2 separate regions of the Homo sapiens genome follow, and region 2 is linked to region 1. A link is a contact called in ENCODE Hi-C or POLR2A ChIA-PET data. All regions are on one chromosome and are shown on one strand. The core of a region is the stretch at or near the end of the contact, and the rest is flanking DNA. Distances in the headings are between cores, read along the strand shown.

The links. A loop is a pair of places that touch in the nucleus more often than their neighbours do. ChIA-PET counts read pairs that join two places held with the same protein, here RNA polymerase II (POLR2A). Pooled maps may share reads with other maps.
Region 2: a map of OCI-LY7 shows a loop between it and region 1 (8-fold over the local background). The contact joins the promoter of PHGDH here to the promoter of CD101-AS1 in region 1. A Hi-C loop is called at or near these places in 1 of 168 maps with a recorded cell type or tissue (OCI-LY7) and 2 of 50 pooled maps. POLR2A ChIA-PET finds 5 or more read pairs at or near these places in 1 of 52 experiments (WTC11).

The regions. Positions count from the first base shown.
Region 1 is chr1:117,057,563-117,061,150 of GRCh38, reverse strand. CD101-AS1 (CD101 antisense RNA 1) reads left to right here and starts at 1,661. Exons shown (of 4, transcript NR_110786.1): 1 at 1,661-1,778. It overlaps TTF2 (transcription termination factor 2), which reads right to left and starts at 825. Exons shown (of 23, transcript NM_003594.4): 1 at 777-825; 2 at 594-696. The coding sequence starts at 804. RefSeq lists an enhancer at 1,125-1,284 and a silencer at 1,705-1,754.
Region 2 is chr1:119,709,596-119,713,183 of GRCh38, reverse strand. It overlaps PHGDH (phosphoglycerate dehydrogenase), which reads right to left and starts at 1,250. Exons shown (of 12, transcript NM_006623.4): 1 at 1,024-1,250. The coding sequence starts at 1,161. It overlaps LOC105378937 (a long non-coding RNA gene), which reads left to right and starts at 1,338. Exons shown (of 3, transcript XR_947757.4): 1 at 1,338-1,450. RefSeq lists a silencer at 598-697 and enhancers at 838-927, 978-1,257, 1,398-1,447, 929-1,458.

The sequences.
Region 1 (3,588 bases), core at 412-2,911:
CCCAAAGTGCTGGGATTACAGGCGTCACACACCGCGCCAGGCCCTCCGTTGTTTCTTCCAGCGCTAATTTCTTTGAATTATCAATTTCACCATTTAGATGCAGAGAATCCTACTTAAAAATAAGAAGGCTAACAACTAATCACTAGAGTGTTTTAAGCTCAAACATTTAAAAAAAACCGTCGGGCCTAAAACTAGTGCAAAACAGGGACAAATTATTTTCCACTATGTCTGCTGTGTGTCCTTACTCCTTTAAAGGGGGAGGGACTGTCTGGGCAGGAGAAGGGAGTGGTTAAGGCCTGTCAAGTGAATAGAAACCCAGAGCTGGAAAACACCGGATCCTCAATTTTACAGGTAGGGGAACCATCGGCCCAGAGAGGGGGGTAACCAGCCTCGGGTCACACAGCCAGAATTAGCTGGGCGTCTTCCGAACACGCCACGCTGCCCTGGGATCACCAATTGCTTAAAGGGTCCTGACACCGCAAACTAGGGCCCCACCACTCCTCGGCCCTGTGACGCCCGACAGCGGGGAGCGGGAAGCTCCTCTCGGGAGGCCCCGGGCAGCCACAGGGAGTGGGGCCCAGCTCCAGACCTACTCGGTGGCCCGCACGAAGCTGCACGTGTCTGCCCGGCACACGTAGAAGCTCTTTCCTTTATTCGGGCCATCGCGGACGCCGGTCTTAAGAAAGCAGAAAGTCCCTGAAGAGAGAAGAAAGTGAACAACGATTACGCCACGCTAAATCAACAGGCCCCGGGACGCTGAGACCCTAGCCCCTTACCGTGCTCTGGACACCTAACTTCTTCCATTTCGCTGGGTCCCCCAAGTTCCACAAAGCCCCGCCCCCAATTCTGCTTCCGCCTTTTACTCCGCCCTCTTTGTTCAGGAACCAACCATCACTCAGCTCTTGCAGTCTTAATCCCTCCCATAATTCTCCGCCCTTGGCCTTCACCCGTCCTAGCCGCTATCAGCCAATCATATAGGAACTTCGCTCACCTCCAACCAATCACAGCTGCCCTCAGGTATGGCGCGCGCCGAAATCAAATACGGAGCCAGGGGGCGTAAAGGACCCGGCTTTTGCAGGCTGGGGCGTGGCTGAGGCTGGGGAGAAGCTTAGAAGGTGGCGGGGCTTCTGGAGGAAAAGAAGCTTCGATTTGCAGGTCTTGGAAGACGGAAGGGCAACTCTTGTTTACGTTTAAAACCGAGAGGCGGCCCTAGGGGTAGCGCCAGTTAGCAGGCGCTGAAAGGCCCTGGCTTCGTGGGTGTCTCTGAGCCAGGCTGGCGCTCGTGCGCGCTGGGCTCCGCGCTCAGTCGCTGGGGTGGGAGGCCAGGGGAAGCCGCCGCTGCAGGCCGAGCCGCGAGATTTGCAGTGCAGGAGCCGAAGCGGCGGGCATGGTGGGAGGTCCTTGGAAGCTGCTGCGGGGAACTGAAACGGCTCTGATAGGCAGGCACAAAGACTTCTCTAGGACCCCCTACAATGCTTTACGTTTGCCTCGTGCTTTAGATTTCACAAAGTGCTTACACATAACACGACCCTCCTCACTCGACCTGGTGAGATGGGTAGCATTTTGTGGAAGATTCCGAGACTCAAGTTTGAGAGACTCACCCAAGGTCAGAGTTGGCGAGTGGGCGGTCCGTGGACAGGTGCGCAGGTCTCAGCGCCATTTGGCCCGCGCTGCTGCTTCCTGTGTGTACTGGATGTTCTCTAGGCTCGCCCAGCGTGGAAGCCCCGAGTTACCAGCCGCAACGTGGAAACCACAGAAGGGGAAATAGATGACTTTTGGTGAAGGCGAATTTTACTTTATCATTTTGTATTGTCAAACTTTTTTTTACTATTATGCTTTTGTAATTTTAAAAATCGAAGACGAGGTTAAATAGAAGAAAGGGGACAGTTCCCTTCTATTTAACTTCATCCTCGATTTTTAAAATTTGAAGTTGTAATCAAAACTATTAGTAAACAGAGAGGAATAGATATTAGATTTATTGCAATAGAAATAGTTTCATATTGCAGCTATTGAGGACCATATGTCCCAGACATATGGTGTGGCACCTGCACTGTTCTTATGGGGGCCGTAGAACAGAAAATCTGTAATGTCTAGGAAATCTGGGCGATGTGATAAATGTACATGTTATGGGGATCCGGAGGAAGGGAGACAAACCTGAGGTATCATTTATTAATTAAACAGTACTTACTAAATAGCTTTTTTGTGCCCGTTGTGGACTAGGTGCTTGAGAAATGTAAAATTCATTCATTCACACACACAAAGTTTGAAACAACTATTCTAAGCACAAGGAACTTACTCAGTATTTTGAGGAGACTGAACTAGTACATGTTGAACACTTAAATAACAATATAAAATAGTATTTAAATGTCAAAATGAATGGAGTTAGCAGTAACTCTCTAGGACTAGAGAAAAATGGAATTTCCAAAGTGAAGTTCCTTTATACATAACTACCCTTCCGAAACTTAGATGAACTTAGAGATAAGACAGGAACAACAAATAGGTAGAAGCATTTTCATTATTCCAAGATTGTTATTCTTGCAAATGATGTATTTGTACATGTTTAATAGATGCTGTATTGGAGGTAGTATACCATGAATACAGGATTTGCAGAAAGAGGGGCATGGTAATTAATTATTTCTTGAATAATTTTCGAAACAAGGCAAAATCGGGGCCTCTTAAATATCCCGTTAAGGAAGAAGCTCCTCCTCTGCAAGTACCCAAGTCGGTATCTCCAGTCCAACCTCACAAAAGTGTGCACAGCCAAATCACAGACAGGAGGAATATTTCTTCCATAAATTAAAAATATACTAGATCAAAATGTTAAGTCCCTGGACAACTTATTCCACCTCATCATATTTACAAGATTGAAAAAAATAAGTTTGAGATTGGACGAAAGATGGTCATAACTGGAAACATTTTTAAAATTAATTTTTATGCCCGTTGAGTATGGTGGTGGGCACCTGCGGTCCTAGCTACTCAGGAGGCTGAGGTGGGAGGATGGCTTGAGCCCACAAGTTTGAGGCTACAGTGAGCTGTGATTGTGCCACTGCACTCTAGCCTTGGTGACAGAGTGAAACTTTGTCTCTTAAAAAAAAACTTATGCCTATTGAAATAAATAATAATGAATTATACAACATACACTTTTCAAAATATACACATGTATTGGTGTATGTGTATTAATTTTTATTCTTAATTTATATTTTAAATTTATATTGTTAATTAGCCTACAGACCCCCGGAGAGACCTTGGGAGAATGTGCTTTATGGATCTCTATTTTGAGTAAAGTTTAGAGTTTGTTTTTCCTTAAAGCTTGATTTATTCAAAATAATGTCTAGGCTGGGTCCTAGATTTAGATGGCTTAAAATGCACAGGTTAATTATCCAATAAATTTGTTCAGTATGGAGCTGGTCAAATGCAAAGTATATGTTGGAATTGTTCTAAAACTGGATTGTGGTAATGGGTGCACAATTGATTAAATTTACTAGACTCTTTGAATTGTACACTTTAAATAGGTGAATTCTATGACATCTAAATTATACCTTAATAAGGCTGTTTTAAAAACTAAGCAATGCCAAAATACCTATCTGC
Region 2 (3,588 bases), core at 1-2,500, 2.7 Mb before region 1:
ATATACTGGATCAGGTGAGGTAGAGACTGGGCAGCTGGGTCGACTACAGAGGTCGAAAGTGCAGGCACTGGAGTGAAGAGTTCACAAAATAAATATTCCGGACAAGGCCACCAGGCCCAGCAGGCCTTTTCAAACACGGTGGATAAAGATTTGAAGTAGATTAATTATATATCACAACAAAAGGAGATAAAAATTTGCTAAGACTATAAATCATCTGGGAGCGTTTGGGATCGGATTCTAGTCGAGTCTGGTCACTCCCAACCAGCGATAAACCAAAGGTGGGGAGGAGGCTAAATCTGGACCCCAGCGCTCCCCGCCCGCCTCCCTTTCCTCCGAAGGCTCCCAGGAGGCAGAGGGGCGGCGAAAGCACGGAGCAGTCTTGCATCAGACGAGGGGCGGGTACGTGTTTGCTGCCTTACGAGGGCTGCCTTCCCCTCCAGCTGCCCCAGCAGCCACCAGACTGGTTGGGTCTCCGCCAGCTTCCCCCCGCCCCCCGACCCCCCCAACCCCGCCACCGCCAAGGCAGGCTAGAATCGGCGGGGCGGCCCAGAACTTGGTTGGGAAGAATCGCCAGTCCCTGGGTTCCCCGCAAAGAAGCCACTTTGGGGCCCCTCTCCCGATCGCCCCGCGCGGAGGCGGTTGGGGGTTGGGGGAGAGGCGGCGCGAGGCTGCCAGAACAATTGCGCGCTAAGGCGCTGGGGCGCCGCGCTGGCATCCCGCGCTGGCATCCGCGAGCAGCCTGCAGGACCAGTTGGAGCAGCCCGCACTTTGCAATGCTAGCGGAGGCATGCCAACGTGAAAGACGCGGTTGCAAACTAAAAGAAAAGTTTGCATCTCGCCGCCGTTTGTTCTTCCCTCTTTCTGCCTCCTCCCGCCCCCGTTCTTCTCTACCCCCCAATCTCAGGAGGCCCCGGAACTAATTGATACGGGGTGCATGCGAGGGGGGCGCGCTGGCCTGGGCGCAGCCAGCCTTTTTCCATGGAGGTTGCCCTAGAGACCTCAATTTTCTCTCTCTCGCCTTACCTGCAGCTCCGCTATCAGCTCCTCTTTGCTAAGGTTCTGCTTTTCCACCACCTGCAGCCCTCCATCTTGCAAGATCTTCCGGCAGCAAGGGTCCAGGCTGTCACTGATGAGCACTTTCCGCAGATTTGCAAAAGCCATTGCTGGAGTTGGCCTCGGAATCGGCCGCTGTGAGTAGAAGTACCTAAGCCAAGAAGCTGCGGTTCGGCCTGGCGCGCTAGAGTAACTGGGCAGTATTCTCCAGCTCCCGCTCCCCAGTCATCTCCTCCTCCTCCTCCTCTTACAGTCTCCTTTTGATTGGACGGAAATACTCAAACTCTCCGCGACTCCGCCTCCTCCTCGCGGCTCTGAGGTTGCCAAATCCCTGCCCGCTTTATTATCCTCCCGCGATGAATTTCTCCATCTCAGCCAAAGCTCTTACCTACACCTGGTGAGCATATAAAAAGCACAATTTACGCTGACTAGCTGATGCATATCTGAAATGAACGGAGAAATACACCTCATCCTGAGAGAAAAACTTCATTTTCACTTTTCCTCCTAAGGATTCATTTATTAATTCCTTACGAAATTTTTTTTGAGTGGGTAAATGTGCAAGGCACTGTGCTAGACGTTGAAGGGAATTCGACTATCAAAAAGAAAATGTCCAACAATGATAGACTGGATTAAGAAAATATGGCACATATACACCATGGAATACTATGCAGCCATAAAAAATGATGAGTTCATGTCCTTTGTAGGGACATGGATGAAATTGGAAATCATCATTCTCAGTAAACTATCGCAAGAACAAAAAACCAAACACCGCATATTCTCACTCATAGGTGGGAATTGAACAATGAGAACACATGGACACAGGAAGGGGAACATCACACTCTGGGGACTGTTGTGGGGTGGGGGGAGGGGGGGAGGGATAGCATTAGGAGATATACCTAATGCTAAATGACGAGTTAATGGGTGCAGCACACCAGCATGGCACATGTATACATATGTAACTAACCTGCGCATTGTGCACATGTACCCTAAAACTTAAAGTATAAAAAAAAAAAAGATACATCCTCTTTCCTCTGGTGGCCTAACATCCTAGAGTACCAAACACACAGACTTGGAAAGTTACGTAGTGAAAAGCAATAGGAAGCTTTCTGAGACACCAAGGAGCTGTGATTAATTTCAAATTAGTGATGCAATGAGAATTATGAGTTTATAAAAGAGCGGGGACCTGGTGCATTTAAACTAGGCATACTTTGTTAAAGTTATTTATTTCCTTTCCCTCCACTTCCTCTCTAATTATGAAAAAGAAGAAAAGGAAAACGGGATGTCAGTGTGGTTTAATTGACCAAGGAGGCACTTCTCAGCTCTTAACTCTTTTATATTTAAACCCCATAACCGACGTGCTCTCTCATGCCCCATTTTACAGAAATGTCAGAAAATTCAATTTGGGATTAAAGTCACCTAGAATCAGAAGCAGAATCAGAGATGCTCATAGTTGAATTAGAATTCAGCTTTATGGACATATCCAGTCCAACTAACCATTGTGTGTTATGTCATCCTGAGCTATTCATAACTCAAGTGCTAGATCCTTATCCTACAGAACTATGCAATATCAATTCTATAAAGTAATGAAAATTCTATACAGATAATTCCTGGGCACAAATCAGATTTTTAGACACAATGTCCTCAGTGGGTAAAAAAAAAAATTGTCTATCATGTTTGCTTGTTCGGATGAATTGTTATTCCTACATTCCAAGACTCATGAGTATTCAAATTCTCTGTCTCTCTTGAAGTGCCCAGCAGTACCCTGGAGTCTAGGGACAGACAGGGGACCTATCCCAGGAGGCTTAATGGAGGGTCTTGGGAAGCATCCATTTTTGTAACTGCTTTCCTTCAACTCCTCCCAGGGCTCACTAACTGCTTCCTTTCAGTGTAGAATCTAAACCCTGCTATCATTAACATGTAATCCCACCCTTTCACACCAAGTCAAACTTCTTGGATACTGTCTGAACGCACAACCCAGAGGGCCTCCTAAGCCTGATCACCTGTTTTCTTTATTTATTATTTATGACCCACCTACTTTTTAAACAGATCCAAGCCACACAATAAAAGACACTTCTAAACCGTTAAGAAAATAATTAACAGATTAAGAGTCCATTTCCAAGTGAAAAGGAGGGTGTGTGATAATTGTTACATAAGTCAGAAATGTTCCCTCCTTTTAAATTTCTATAGAATTAACTTCAAGTTATCTCACAGTGCCTTAAGCAATATATTTATGAACTTTTCATGTCTTGTTCCCCATGAACTCTCATTTCCTTAAATCAGAGACACGATTTTGTATACCCCCAGTAGTGCCTAGCACCATGCCTTCCACATCACAGAGGCTCAGAAGAGGTTTGATTCAAAAATTAATTTATCCAGTACCTCCTATGGGCTAGGCCCTGTGACACATAAGACACAGCCTTCTTTCCTCAAAAAGAAAAAAGAACAACATTTTAAGAAGAGTACCCCGGCATGGTGGCACATTGCTGTAGTCCTATCTACTTGGGAGGCTGAGGCAGGAGGATTGCTTGAGCCCAG